Linked DNA regions of Mus musculus: region 2 is linked to region 1. A link is a contact called in ENCODE POLR2A ChIA-PET data. All regions are on one chromosome and are shown on one strand. Each heading gives the region's core, a stretch centred on a gene start or an enhancer-like site at or near the end of the contact. The rest is flanking DNA. Distances are from core to core; before and after follow the strand shown. Region 1 holds the start of Arpp19 (cAMP-regulated phosphoprotein 19). Region 2 holds the start of Myo5a (myosin VA).

Region 1 (6,681 bases), core at 2,592-5,091:
CTCTACTTCAGCTAGTCTTTCCTCAGACATGTCACTTAGTTTAATTAAAATAATCTCTAGAAAACTTGCTAATGGCATCTTAGAAAACAAACAAAAACCAAACAACCTAAGCTGCAGCACACATATATACATCACAAATTTAGTTTTGTTCATATTTTTAAAGTGGGTCAAAGTTAAGGTTTGGGGGCTCACTGTATTATACTGAGTTAAGTAGCTCAGGTTGGTCCTGAACTCATAGAGCTTCTGCCTCCTGACTGCTGGGATTATTAGGTAAACTACTATAGCTAGCTAGAGGTAATTTTAAAATGTTAAGTTAACTTCGGTTCTAAATAGTTAAATGACCTCATAGCTTATATTAAAGGAGAACTTGTCATCACCTGTCCTATGGGATAGTTAACTTTTAACCTGCTAGCATTTCTCAATATATTAGATATTTAGTTTCAGTACAATACCAGCTACAATGAACAGTTTATAGACTGACTTTGTTTAGTTTCTGTTTAAGACTGGTACAAACTAAAGAGAGATATCTGTGTACTTTTATGCTCACACATATTTACCTATTATCCTAATTAAAAATAGGGGGCTGTCTGATTTCCTTCTCTTTTTAACCTTTGCTTTTTAATTTTATTTCCACCAGTCTGTGAATTTCTTCTCTTAATGTGAGCGTACACCATTCAGAAGGGGAGAATCATTAACCTTGTCTTATTTCATGCAGGGTCCAAGTATCTTAAACTTTTAGAAACAACAAACTAACCCACTATAAAACCTTAAAAGTATTTTTAGCTGAATACTTAAGCTTTAATTGAAGGTCAACTGGGTACAGAGACAATAATCAACTTTTCAGGTCATGTAACTGCTCTTCCAAACAGAAGAAACAGGTGATCTGGCTCACGGGAACACAGAAGTGACTTTGCACATTTTCCTCCTGTTTAAGGATAGTGTCCATGCCACAGGCATTTACAATGTACAGCCAATCTTCATTTCAAAAAGGGACATTACATTTCCCACACCCTCTTGCTGGTATTAATGACAGTAGCTAGACAACAAGTCCTAAAAATGCTCGAGGAGAGAAACAAAGCATAGAGAGAAAAGATTAAAAGTTATCCCTGATATTAGGTATTGTATTAGGATATTTTGAAAAATTATTTTATGTACACTCTTGGTTTTGCCTGCATCATGTCTGGGTGAGGGTGCTGGATCCTGGAGTTACAGTTGTGAGCTGCTGCCATGTGGGTGCTGGGTACTGAACCTGGGTCCTCTGAAGAGCAGGCAGTACTTTTAACCACTGGACCATCTCTATAGCCCTATATTAGGCTATTTTAATCAAAAGTACTTATACTCTAGAAATCAGTATTTCAAACCTTAGCAACATATTAACAAGCATTACCCAAAATTATTTTAGTTGGGTGTAGTGGCAGCGCCACTGTAATCCTTGAACTTGGGGGCTTAAAGCCAGAGCACTTCAAGTTAAAGGCCAGCCAGGACTACAGAGTGAGCCTCTTCCTAAAAAAATAATTAAACAGGGGCCAGCAAGATGACTCAGTGGGTACAGACTCTAGCCACCAATTCTTACAATCCAAGTTCAATCCGGAACTCTCATGGTGGAAGGAGAAAACAGACCCCCCACAGGCTGTTTTCTGATCTCTATACAGATACCCCCAACACACAACAAATTTTTTAGAAAGAAAATTATCCACCACACTACTAGGTAGCAAATTCAAACTGAGCTTCATTTCAGCGTACTTAGGAAAAGACAGACAGACATGGCCTTTGAGTTCCTAAATCCAAAGCAGTTATAAACATACCAAAAACTTTGCAATATGAACAGGTAATATTTAAGATTATTGCTAAAAAAACCTGTAACCTTTAAACTATATGCATTGGGCTGGGGGGGGGGGGGCTTCAAAAAAATCTATTGCTCAGCTGGGCCTCGTGGCACAGGCACAGGCTTGTAACCTGAGTCACCTGGTGTCTGCGCCTAGAGGATCCCAAATTCAAAGCCTGGCTGGACTACAAAGTGAGTTCAAGTTGCCTGGGCAACTTAGTGAAATCATTTCAAAGCTGAAATCAGGAAGGTGAGGGCCAGCATGGTTATAGATCAATAGTTTCAGGGCTATCCTCTCTAGGTAACCGAGCTACACCAGCCCCAGTCTCAAAAAGACAAAAGAGGGGCTGGGCATAGTCAGTCAGAAAGTGTTTGCTTGCACACACATAATTCTCCCTCTCATGCTGTTTCACAAAAATGGGGGGAGCGGGAACCCCAGGAATAGAGCTCAGTGTCCCAGAGGTCCTACTACAGAAGGAAGGAAGGAAGGAAAGGAAGGAAGGAAGGAAGGAAGGAAGGGAGGAAGGAGGGAGAGAGGAAGGGAGGGAAGAAAGGATAAATCCTTCGTTTTGCAAAGTATAATATGACACAACATTATAACTGCCTACTGTTTTTATTATCCTTGTTTTCCTTCTTTTCGCCAGTTAACTTACAATTACTATCAGAAGAGAACTATGACAATGGAAGAAATAATAAAGGGTAAGTTGACATGATTAGAATATATGGAATGAGCAAAACCCACTAATCTACAGTGCAACATTAGTATAAGGATTACGTTTAAACATTAGACCAAATTCCATATACAGTAAAGCAGTTTGGTATTAATTATCAATCAATTAATAAATTTTGAGACAGGATTTCATTATGTACTTCCAGCTGGCCTGGGACTCACAAAATTCCTCTAGCTTCTGCCTGAGTACTGGGATTAAAGGCCCAATTTGGGATTTTTTGTTTGTTTTTAAAGAAAAATTGTTGGGAACTCATGACTTTTCTCCTTTGTTAGCTAACTGACTCCATGTACCCTGGAAGTCAAAGCATCATAATAATTACGACGGAATGGGCAGGCACTACATAAGCATACAGGCCTCAAACTCGTAGGTGTGCTGCTAGCACATTTCCCTTCAACAGAGACATACAAATGAGCTGACAAATATATCCCCATGATTCGAGAAATATCTAAGGTAGTGAAATTTCCTAAAGCTCCAATTCTCGATTTTTAGTCAAGTGCCACATGCAAAGCCCATCAGCTAGCTTTTTTTTTTTTTTTTTTTTTTGAGCAGAAGTTGTGCTGGGTTTTTCGTTTGGGCCTCACAGCCGTCGCGGGACGTAGGTACTATTACCGGGACTTTACCGATAAGAAGACTGAAGCCCAAAGGGTTCAGGAAAGAGATCACGAGGCCACACAACTCACAACCCTAATAACCGAGCCCTGCATCGCTGCCTGAATGGAGACACCACCTTAAAGAGTTCCCTGCAAGCTCACAAGTGGCCCGAGCGCTTCCGGAGGGACAACGTCCTGAGCAAATCAAAGCCCACTACAGAACCTGGGTCCCTAACATGGGCCGGAGTCCTAGCTGCCTGGTACACTTGGGTGCTACACCGAGGCTCGGGAGCGGATCGGTTCCTTTCCACTCGCCAGGGCCCTCCCCGGTTGCGGGAGGAGCCGTCGGCGGAGGGCTCCAGGCCGCCCTCGCTCCCGCGGGCCCGCCAGCCAAGGTTCCCGCCACACCAGGTCCCGCGGATCCCGCGGGTCTCGAGGGTTCCCCGGGTCCTCCGGCACACTCACCTTTTGCTCCTCCGCAGACGCTGCCTCGGGGACTTCCGCGGACATGGTGCTCCTTCTGCAGAAGAGACGCCGGGAGAAGACAGATTACCGGGAGGCAAGACCGCCCGCCACCTTCTGCCTGCCCCGCTGCCCGCCGGGCCGGCGGCTACCGCCGCCTTGTGACGACACGGGCCCCGGGCTCCCGCCCGCCGTAGCTCCCGCAGCCCAGGCCCGCCAGGCTCCCGCGCCGCGCCCTTACCTACCTATCCCCGCGCCTCCGGCCCTGCGACGCCCGAGCACTTCCTCTTTCCCTCAAAGGTTGCGGCTCGCGCCTCACCTCACTTCCGTCCATGGGCGCACAGTGCTTCCTGGGAATTGTAGTTGGTCTGTGGCGCTGTGTTCCCCCTCCCCTCCACTTCCCCCGCCTTTCCAGACAACCCTGACCTCCTATTTAGTCCTCTGCTTGCTTGGCAGTACCTCTGCTTCAGTTTAACCCCATCCATCTTTACTTCCTCTGTTCTCTAACCTTGCCTCAGCGCCACCTTTTCTTCTTAGATCAACCTCTTCAAGCTACCACTGCTCCGGAGAGTTCTACAACAAGCACAGCACCATTACACAGGAATTGTGATTACTTTAGTAATGTCACCATTCCTCTTCATGTTAGCCACAGCAGGGAAGAAGTCAATATTTTACTCCCAGACCTTGATATTTCCCATGCAATAAATCACTGATAAATCAATTCAGCTTCCATTCCTTGCTCTCCCACGGCAGTCAGCTCAAAACATTGATTTTCAAAGCAATGATTTTCTTAACTGTCAAGTCCGTAGCTTCATATTTATTCGTCATTCTACTAAGCATCTTATAGCTGCTGGCACATTTGGTTCCAAGGAAATGTCCCTTAGAAATCTGGGGCTAAGGCAGACTTATATAGTTAACTAGTAAGAATCAGAAGGCAATGCAAGCAGTTCTGGAAGACAGGAGAACAATCAAAACCTCAGAGTCATTGGATATGGAATGTGGAAGACATCAAAATCAAAGCTGAGCCCTCTGGCATAGGACTGTAATCCCAGCTGTCTGGGAGGCTGAAGCGGAAGTGTGGCAAGTTTATGTATGCTTAGGTTATAGAGTAAATCAAAGGCCACCCTGGGGGATTTAGTGAGGCCCTGGCACAGTGGTAGAGAGTTTGCTTAGCACGGGCAAGTCCCTGCATTCAATCTCTCTCTCTCTCTCTCTCTCTCTCTCTCTCTCTCTCTCTCTCTCTCTCTCTCACACACACACACACAGAGAGAGAGAGAGAGAGAGAGAGAGAGAGCTTGGAAGTTGGCTCAGTAGCAGATGGATGGGTTGCCTGGAATGACTGTCCCTGCGTTTGACTCCAAGCAGCAGATTAAACAAGTATAGTGGTGCAATGCTTGAAGTCCTAGGACTGGGGAGGTAGAGGCAGAAGGATCAAGAAGTTCAAAGTTATCCTCAGCTTGAGTTTGAGGCTAGCCTGGGCTATGTGAGGCCCCGTGTCAAAAGTAAACTAAAACAAGACAACAACAATAACAATTACAAAGGCCAAGCAAACCCAAAACCCCAGCATGTGCAGAATTTCAGACAGGAAGTCTTGACTGATACTTCAGTTTGAAAAACAAAACGATTAAGAGTTCTTGTTGGAGAAGGAAGGAAAGGGTTAACCAGCCAAGTAACAATTTAAGATAAAAGGGTTTAAGAGGCTAACTCTTGGACAAAGATATCCCTTGAGAATGGCTCAGTTTGTCCCCAAATCAACTGTAGTTCCAGGACTTTGCAACCTGTAATCCCGGAACTTTCCAAGTGGAGAGAGGGAGAGAGGAACTTCAGTTCAAGGCCAGTTTCAGCTAGGTATGAATTCAAGCCCAGCCTAAACTACATGAAGGCGAGTCGCCAAAACCAAAACTCAACAACAACAGCAGCAGCATATTTGTTACCATTCTATACTGACAAATTAACCTTCTGTGCTTCCCTACAACTCTGCTGTATGGGGGTGGGGAGAGAGGGAATCAAAGTATTTTTTTTTCTAGCTGTTCTAGAACTCACAGAAATCTGCCTGCCTGCATGTGTCACTGTTCCTGGCTCTTTTGTTCCAGACAGGGTCTCACTCTGGCCTCAGTCACAGCAAACCTCCTGCTTTAGCCTCTCAGTGTTTTTCACTTGAGTAGACCTGTATAGAGAAGGAGACTGTACTAGTCAGGCTAGTGGACACAGCTAACTAATATTTTTATTAATAAAATACTATACATTATATGAATATGAGTAAATTTGGGGTTAAAATGTAACAAGGGACACAGGAGAAATGTATGTGTAAAGAAATCTGTTCCTGGGCTGGAGAGATGGCTCAGCAGCTAAGAACATTGACTGCTCTTCCAAAGGTCCTTGAGTTCAATTCTCAGCAACCACATGATAACTCACCACCATCTGTAATGGGATCCGATGCCCTCTTCTGGTGTGTCTGTAGACAGCAACAATGTACTCACATCAAATAAATAAATCTTTTTAAAAAAGAAATCTGTTCCTAAAATGAATAAAAATATCTATATAAAAATGATAAACTGATAACCACTGTTCCAAAAATTGACTTCTAAGCATCATTGAACCCTAATGATACAGCAATTCTGTAACTCTATTGTCTGCTGTACAAATAAATGTATTAACAATAAAAATTCGCCGGGCAGTGGTGGTGCACGCCTATAATCCCAGCACTTGGGAGGCAGAGGCAGGTGGATTTCTGAGTTCGAGGTCAGCCTGGTCTACAAAGTGAGTTCCAGGACAGCCAGGGCTACACAGAGAAACCCTGTTTTGAAAAACCAAAAGAAACAAACAAAAAAAACCAATAAAAATTCTCTGCAAGTTTTAGCTGCAGAGAGAGAGAGAGAGAGAGAGAGAGAGAGAGAGCAGGCAGACAGAGAAGAAAGGGAAACAAAGACAGAAAATCAATATATATTTACTCCTAAAATAGATAACAACATTCCTGTCAGGGCAAATCTGAATTTTGGGGAGACAGGCTGAGCAAATGGAAAATTCCTCAGGGGCAAAGTCCTGTTTTGTGGAACTATCTGATAAGCCATTC
Region 2 (6,681 bases), core at 2,609-5,108, 33 kb before region 1:
CAAATCAGAATTGGTAAAGAAGAAAAATATAAAAGTCAAGGGAAAGGATGCTGAGGTTCCTAACTCATGAAGCTGGAAGAAAAATCCACTGGCAAGATAGGGACATCAGAAGGAAAAAGGCATAGAAGGAGCATAACTGAAGGATGCTTGCCAAACTGCAGATTGAGAACACATGATCAGATAATGGATTTCAACAATAAAATATGAGAATCTCCAGGAATGGTGTTTTGAGGGACAATGCTATTGAATATCAAACTGAACTATACCAGAAAACAGATGCACACACATACATGCACTCAGGAAACACTCAGGTGTTTCCAGGTTAAATGGCTTCAGTAGGTACATAAGAAAACATGGAAAAGGCAAATATAGCAGCAATATGCAATCTACTGCCCTACAAAGCTATTTTCCTCTGGGAATATTTTAATGGCTTTGGAGTTTCAGCCTGATCCTTTTCTTTCCTATAATACTTAGCATCTTTATGTATCACCAGGAATTTTAATCAAACAGCTTTAGGTACCCTTGTCTATTCTACAGCATCCATATGCTATCAATGATATATATGGACTATTTATATACAATTAATTAACTTGCTGCACGTGATCCTTCCAGGTCTCACTGACAAACTTTGTTCCACAAGTGCTAGATCTCTGAAGCTATTAAAAGCATCAATAGATGAGCTTGCCAAATAGACAGCCACTGTTAAGTCAAGACTAGCAACTCTCTCCAGAGTTTTTAGGTGGACCTTAAATCACACAACCCAGTGATTATATTAAGACTACTAAGCCAGATATTCTATATTGGTGAATTGTACAGTATAAAATAACTCAATAATGCTGTAATTAAAAAACAAAATAGACCTTTAGCAACCCTACCTGAAAAATCAACAAATATGTTTTAACCAAAATGTCAGTCTCAAGAAACATTATATCCAGGCACTAAGCTATTTCTCTTAAATATTTAAATCTCTGGAAATTTTTATGAAATGGAAACCCTGCTAAATTGCTATGTCAAAACCATTATCATTCTAACTTAAGAAAATAAATTGAACAGTCCCATGCCCTTCACTGTAATAGAAGCTGATCTGTATCACACATCAAAATCTGCCTTAAAGGTCTGATGACAACTTTTAAAAGGGCACTTTTCATATTTACTCACATGCTGAATATCACAATTATGCCATGTCAGTAACATGTTTTTCCTTGTAATCTATCCACCACTTCCTTCTCTACAATCATCTGCAAGGGACAGACACTTGGGTTATACTGACATTTCTTCTAATGGTTTCCTTCCCTCTCCTAATACTTACTACTCTAGAATCATTCCTCTAGAATAAGTCCAACCTTTGCCATATCCAGACATCACCTATGTCCTGCTAACACATCTGCCAGCCTGTTGTTAAGGTAACAGCAGGTTATTTATGCCTTTGGAGATTCAAAGTGGGTCAAGAATATAATAAACAGACTGTGAGCCCTATGAGGAAAGGGCTATGACTTGTCCACTGTTAGAAACTCTAAACACAAGACAGAGTATTTGGTTTACAGGACACTCAATAAATATTCCTTCCTGTCATTAAACTAAGGCCCATTCACAGATCAGTGCACAAATAACTACAGAGTCAGGCTATTCTGAGGTATATCTAAATTTAGGAAAAAGCCCCTTAAGTCCCAACCTCAGTTTCAGTGACTAAATCTGTCTGTATCTAGGAAGACTATAAGATGAATTCTATTACACTGTGATGGAAACTCAAAACTTTATTATTTAAAAATGACAACACCTTCCCCAGTTTTCCCTACAAAATATTTTGTGTGGGGGCAGGGGACAAACAGATCTAGAAGTCCAGCAACTTACCACCCACCTAATTTCTGCTTATCAGCCTATAATTAGCAGGTCCAGGTTCAAGATGGGCTGATAGCAGGGGCCTGGTAGGGGGCCAGACAGGACAGAACAATGTAACAATGTGACAGCTCGTCACAGTGACATAATTGTTACTTGTATCTACTTCATACATAAATTGCAACGATTAAATGAGTTAATATTTCAAAACACTTAGAATTGTACTATGTAAGTTAAGAAGGTAACTTTTAGTCAATTTCCAATGATAGTCTTATAGAATTGCCATGCTGAAAAAAAAAAATTACTAGGTTTAGAGAAATGTTCTAATTGTACACTTCTTAAATCTAGGGCTAGAAAGAAAGTCCCAGGTTCATGCAAGCTCTTCATTTCATGGCTGGAAGAAAGTAATCATATACCTCATATTTGTTTAAAAAAAAAAAGAGTCACAGAAAGCTTTCACAACTAGTATTAAATGTGATCCTCACAACAGCTTGTAAGGAAGGACAAAAGGACAAATAAAATTCACTCTATTTACAAGTAAGAAACCTGAACCAGAGAGGTTATGTAGTTTGCCAAATGTCACACAGTTGGGTGGAAAGGTACAGATTTCTTTCCTCAAGGCTGCAATTTGGGCTCTGGGCTTATTGATGTCACGTGTGCAAGAGATGATTCCAAACTGCTAAAAGAAGAGTCCAGAAAGCTGGGGCTATCTATATATAGCTCAGTTGTAAAGGGTTTACCTAGTATGCATGAGGCCCTTACATTCAATCTCCGTGCCTGAGAGGGAGACAAAGGCAGAGACAGAGAGAGACGGGAAGAAAGAGATTCTGGTAAAAATGTAAAAACATGAACTTGAAAAGTTAAGGCAATTCTGTTGAGTGGAATTAGAGGTAATTTTAATAATCATTAGCTGGCAAAACATCCATTGAAACCGTAACATAAGATACCATGAATGCATACACCACACACTGCCCAACACAGATTTTCTAAACAGTCTCTCCAAAATACGCCATTCAGAGATTACCAGACCCTGAGAATATGGGCGTCGGTTTAAGATTGAAAAGGCTGCCACTTCCCCTAAATGAAGACCAAAAGGGAAAGGCTCGCCGGAAAGGAGGGTGAGGACACAGAGCTAACGAGGCTCTCGGGGATAACGCGCAGGTTGCAAACTCCCAGGCACCAAGAAGCCTAAGAATAAGCTCGCCATCTCCGGGCTGCATCTTCCCACAGGCTCCGCACCCCAGGGCAAATGGCAAGAACCCGGCAGCTAAAGGTGAAAGCGGACTGGCCATAACTGCAGAATCCGAAATAATCTCCCCGAGAGGCTGCTGCCTGGCGCATACCGGCACAGGACGTTATTTTAAGCACGAGTCCCGGGAGAGCGGCCCGAGCATCTGCCCAAGAGCATCCCATCCGAAATGGGCTCGGGAGGCAGAGCAGGGAGGTACAGCCGGGCAAGGAGGTACAGCCGGGCAGTGGGGTGCAGTCCGGTGGAACCTGCCGGTCCTACAGCCACGGTCCCGGCCGCGCGACCCCTCCCCAGGACAAGGCTCTGCGGCGCGCGTTACCTTGGTGTAGAGCTCGGACGCGGCCATGGCGGGCCCAGCGCCGACGCCCCCCGCCTAGGCGGAGGCCGCAGCTCGCGTGGCGGCCGCCCGCGCGGGTGAAACGGTGGCGGGCGGGGAGCAGGGGAAGGGCCGGGCCGGGCAGGGCGGGCCAAGCTGGCGGGCGGGCCCGGGCGGGCCGGGGCGGGGCGCGTCAGGCGCTAGCGGCGGGCGGGAGCCTGACAGTCATCACCTCCAGGGCTCGGCGGCCGCGTGAGCCCGAGGCGCGTGCTCGGGGGACTCGGGTACCAGCCTCCGCGGCCGTCGCCGCCTCAGTCTCCCCAAGCCGCCTGGTCCACACACACAGCCCTTGCGGTCTCTTCAGTCGCCTCGCGTCCTCAGCGCCCCCTCGCTCCCTCAGTTTCCTCAGCCGCTTCGCCTCCTTAGAGGCCTGGTCTCTGTAGCCTCCTCTGTCTCCTCCGCGGCGCGCGATGCCGCCGCCGCCGCCGCCGCCGCCCTGTGCATTGTGGGAGCGGGAGGAGGCTGCGCTCGAGCGCTGCCACCGCGATCCCTCCCGGCTCTTTCGGGCTCACGCTGCCTCCCATCGGCGGCGGGCACCGAGCATCCTCGGCCCATGCGGCTGGCATCCCAAACCTGCTTTGGCGGAGTGGCCCCCCACAGTGTGCGCGAAGGTGGGGCAGTGAGGGAGCGCGTCCCGCTCGAGGTAGCGACGGTTAGAGTGCCCGCGTAGACCCGGCAGCCTCAAGGCTGCTCCTCCTGGCCCTGCTGTTTGTAGGGAGAGGACTTGAGGTAGGGGAGGGTTCGGGAAAGGCCTTTCTGAGAACCTGCAACTCCAGAAGAGACTTGCTCACGGCAGGGCGGGAAGCTGCACCACCCGGAATTTGAAGGATGCTCAAGGTCACTCTGCATTTGGGTTTGCACCCTTGGTGATGCAAGGACATAGGGTGGCCTCTAACACACAGAAACTCCAATGAACCTGAAAACAAGATGGCACTGGGAAATGGCCCATCTTAGACTTGGGCGTTTACATAGGTTCGCCACCATTCAGAATGAGACCTTTGTTCTGCTGATCGTGACAGCACTACCTGATGCTGATCCTGGAGTCACCTGAAAACGGCAACCTACTGAGAGAAACTCAAGTGTTTGCAGTCTTGACGCAGTCTATTCCGTGCCCTTACACGGACACAGGAATGTGGTCTTTTTCATCCCAACATGTTCTCTCCAGCCACACTTTCGTGCTCACTTGGAATACTCTTTAAAATTTTTAGCCTTTTAAAATGTGTCCATCTTCCTTCTTTAAACCTTAAGTTGTGGCCAGTGCCTATCATGGGAATCCAGTTTTATTGTTTGGCTTGTTGGGTTTTGAGACAGGTCTCACTAAGCAGCCCGGGTTTTCTTCAAACTCGCCATCCTCCTGCCTCTGCCTTGTGAATGGTGAAATTTTAGAGACATGGTTCTGAGACCAGTACAATGGCAGTCAAAGCACAAGCCTGACTCCCTAGTTATGTCTGAACATGAGGTGGGTATTTGAAGGAAGACTGTTCACCACTTTGATGTTTCTGGATTCCATCCTTTCTTTGTCTGCCTGTGAAAGGAGACAAAATGTACTTTGAGCCAGCAGAGCATCCAAAGCAATGAGTTGAGCTCCTGTCTCTTACACTTCCTTCATGCCTGTAGAAGGTGCCTGTTTCCTTACCCTCTAGATATTAGCTACCGGTCAGGACAGTTGAGGAATACTGAGTATGATGGGTTGGTGAGTCGGAGGGGGGGGGGGTAGGAAGAACCAAAACACTCAAAACTCTGAGAGTTCTTATAAAAGTGACTTTTATTTACATGAACAAAAATAAAATTGGAATCATTCTTTCAAAATTTTCAAAGACATACTTTCAACCACCCTGATGTAAGAGAAAGAGAAGATGAGGGGTAGGAGAAAGGGTTTTTTTTCTTTTGGTGGTGGTGGTGGTAAAGTCTCTTTATGTAGCTGACCTAGAACAATTTTACCTCTCTCCCTTGAGTCCCAGGAGTGCTGAAATTGCAGATGCATGCCACCACATACACTTGGGAAATGGGTTTCTGACCACTAACCTCTTGCTTCATTCAGGAAAAGAACAGACTTTAAACAAAACACACCCAACCGGCAATGAGGAGAGGGCCATTCTGATGGTGGACTCTTCTGCCTAATGCATATGTATTTACAGCCTAAAGCACTCTTATTACTAAGATCTGCAAACCAGGAGTAGGGTCCACACCCCAAAAGTCAGTATAAGGTATTATATATTTTATTGTAAATTGATAAAATTTTCAGTTGTTGCTTTATAAATTAAGAACATTTTCTCAACAGAGGAATGGATATAGAACATGTGGTACATTTACACAATGGAGTACTACTCAGCTATTAAAAAGAATGAATTTATGAAATTCCTAGGCAAATGGATGGACCTAGAGGGCATCATGCTAAGTGAGGTAACCCAATCACAAAAGAACTAACACAATATGTACTCACTGATAAGTGGATATTAGCCCAGAAATTTAGAATATCCAAGATATAAGATACAATTTGCTAAATGCATGAAACTCAAGAAGAATGAAGACCAAAGTGTGGACACTTTGCCCCTTCTTAGAATTGGGAACAAAACACCCATGAAAGGAGTTACAGAGACAAAGTTTGGAGCTGAGACAAAAGGATGGACCATCTAGAGACTGCCATATCCGGGGATCCATCCCATAATCAGCTTCCAAACACTGACACCATTGCATACACTAGTAAGATTTTGCTGAAAGGACCCAGATATGGCTGTCTCTTGTGAGACTATGCCGGGGCCTGGCAAACACAGAAGTGGATGCTCACAGTCAGCTATTGGATGGATCACAAGGCCCCCAATGGAGGAGCTAGAGAAAATACCCAAGGAGCTAAAGGGATCTGCAACCCTATAGGTGGAACAACATTATGAACTAACCAGTACCTCCCAGAGCTCTTGTCTCTAGCTGCATATGAATCAGAAGATGGCCTAGTAGGCCATCAGTGGAAAGAGAGGCCCATTGGTCAAGCAAACTTTATAAGCCTCAGTACAAGGGAACGCCAGGGCCAAGAAGTGGGAGTGGGTGGGTGGGGGAGTGCGTGGGGGAGCAGTGGAGGACCTTTGGGATAGCATTGGAAATGTAAATGAAATAAATACCCAATTTAAAAAAAAAACATTTTCTTGTAAGTTGTTTTCAAATGAAAACACTAAGTTTCAGTGGGGGGGGGGGGGTTGTCGGGGGGGGGGCTTTTCCTCCAAAG

What was found. ChIA-PET counts read pairs that join two places held with the same protein, here RNA polymerase II (POLR2A).
Region 2: POLR2A ChIA-PET joins it to region 1 with 25 read pairs in embryonic stem cell. The contact joins the promoter of Myo5a here to the promoter of Arpp19 in region 1. POLR2A ChIA-PET finds 5 or more read pairs at or near these places in 4 of 5 experiments (Patski and embryonic stem cell).

What each region holds. Positions count from the first base shown.
Region 1 is chr9:75,034,892-75,041,572 of GRCm38, reverse strand. Arpp19 (cAMP-regulated phosphoprotein 19) reads right to left here and starts at 3,841. Exons shown (of 3, transcript NM_021548.4): 1 at 3,612-3,841. The coding sequence starts at 3,656. Gm51714 (a long non-coding RNA gene) reads left to right here. Exons shown (of 2, transcript XR_003948357.1): 1 at 1-3,006; 2 at 3,106-4,329.
Region 2 is chr9:75,068,383-75,075,063 of GRCm38, reverse strand. Myo5a (myosin VA) reads right to left here and starts at 3,858. Exons shown (of 41, transcript NM_010864.2): 1 at 3,405-3,858. The coding sequence starts at 3,431.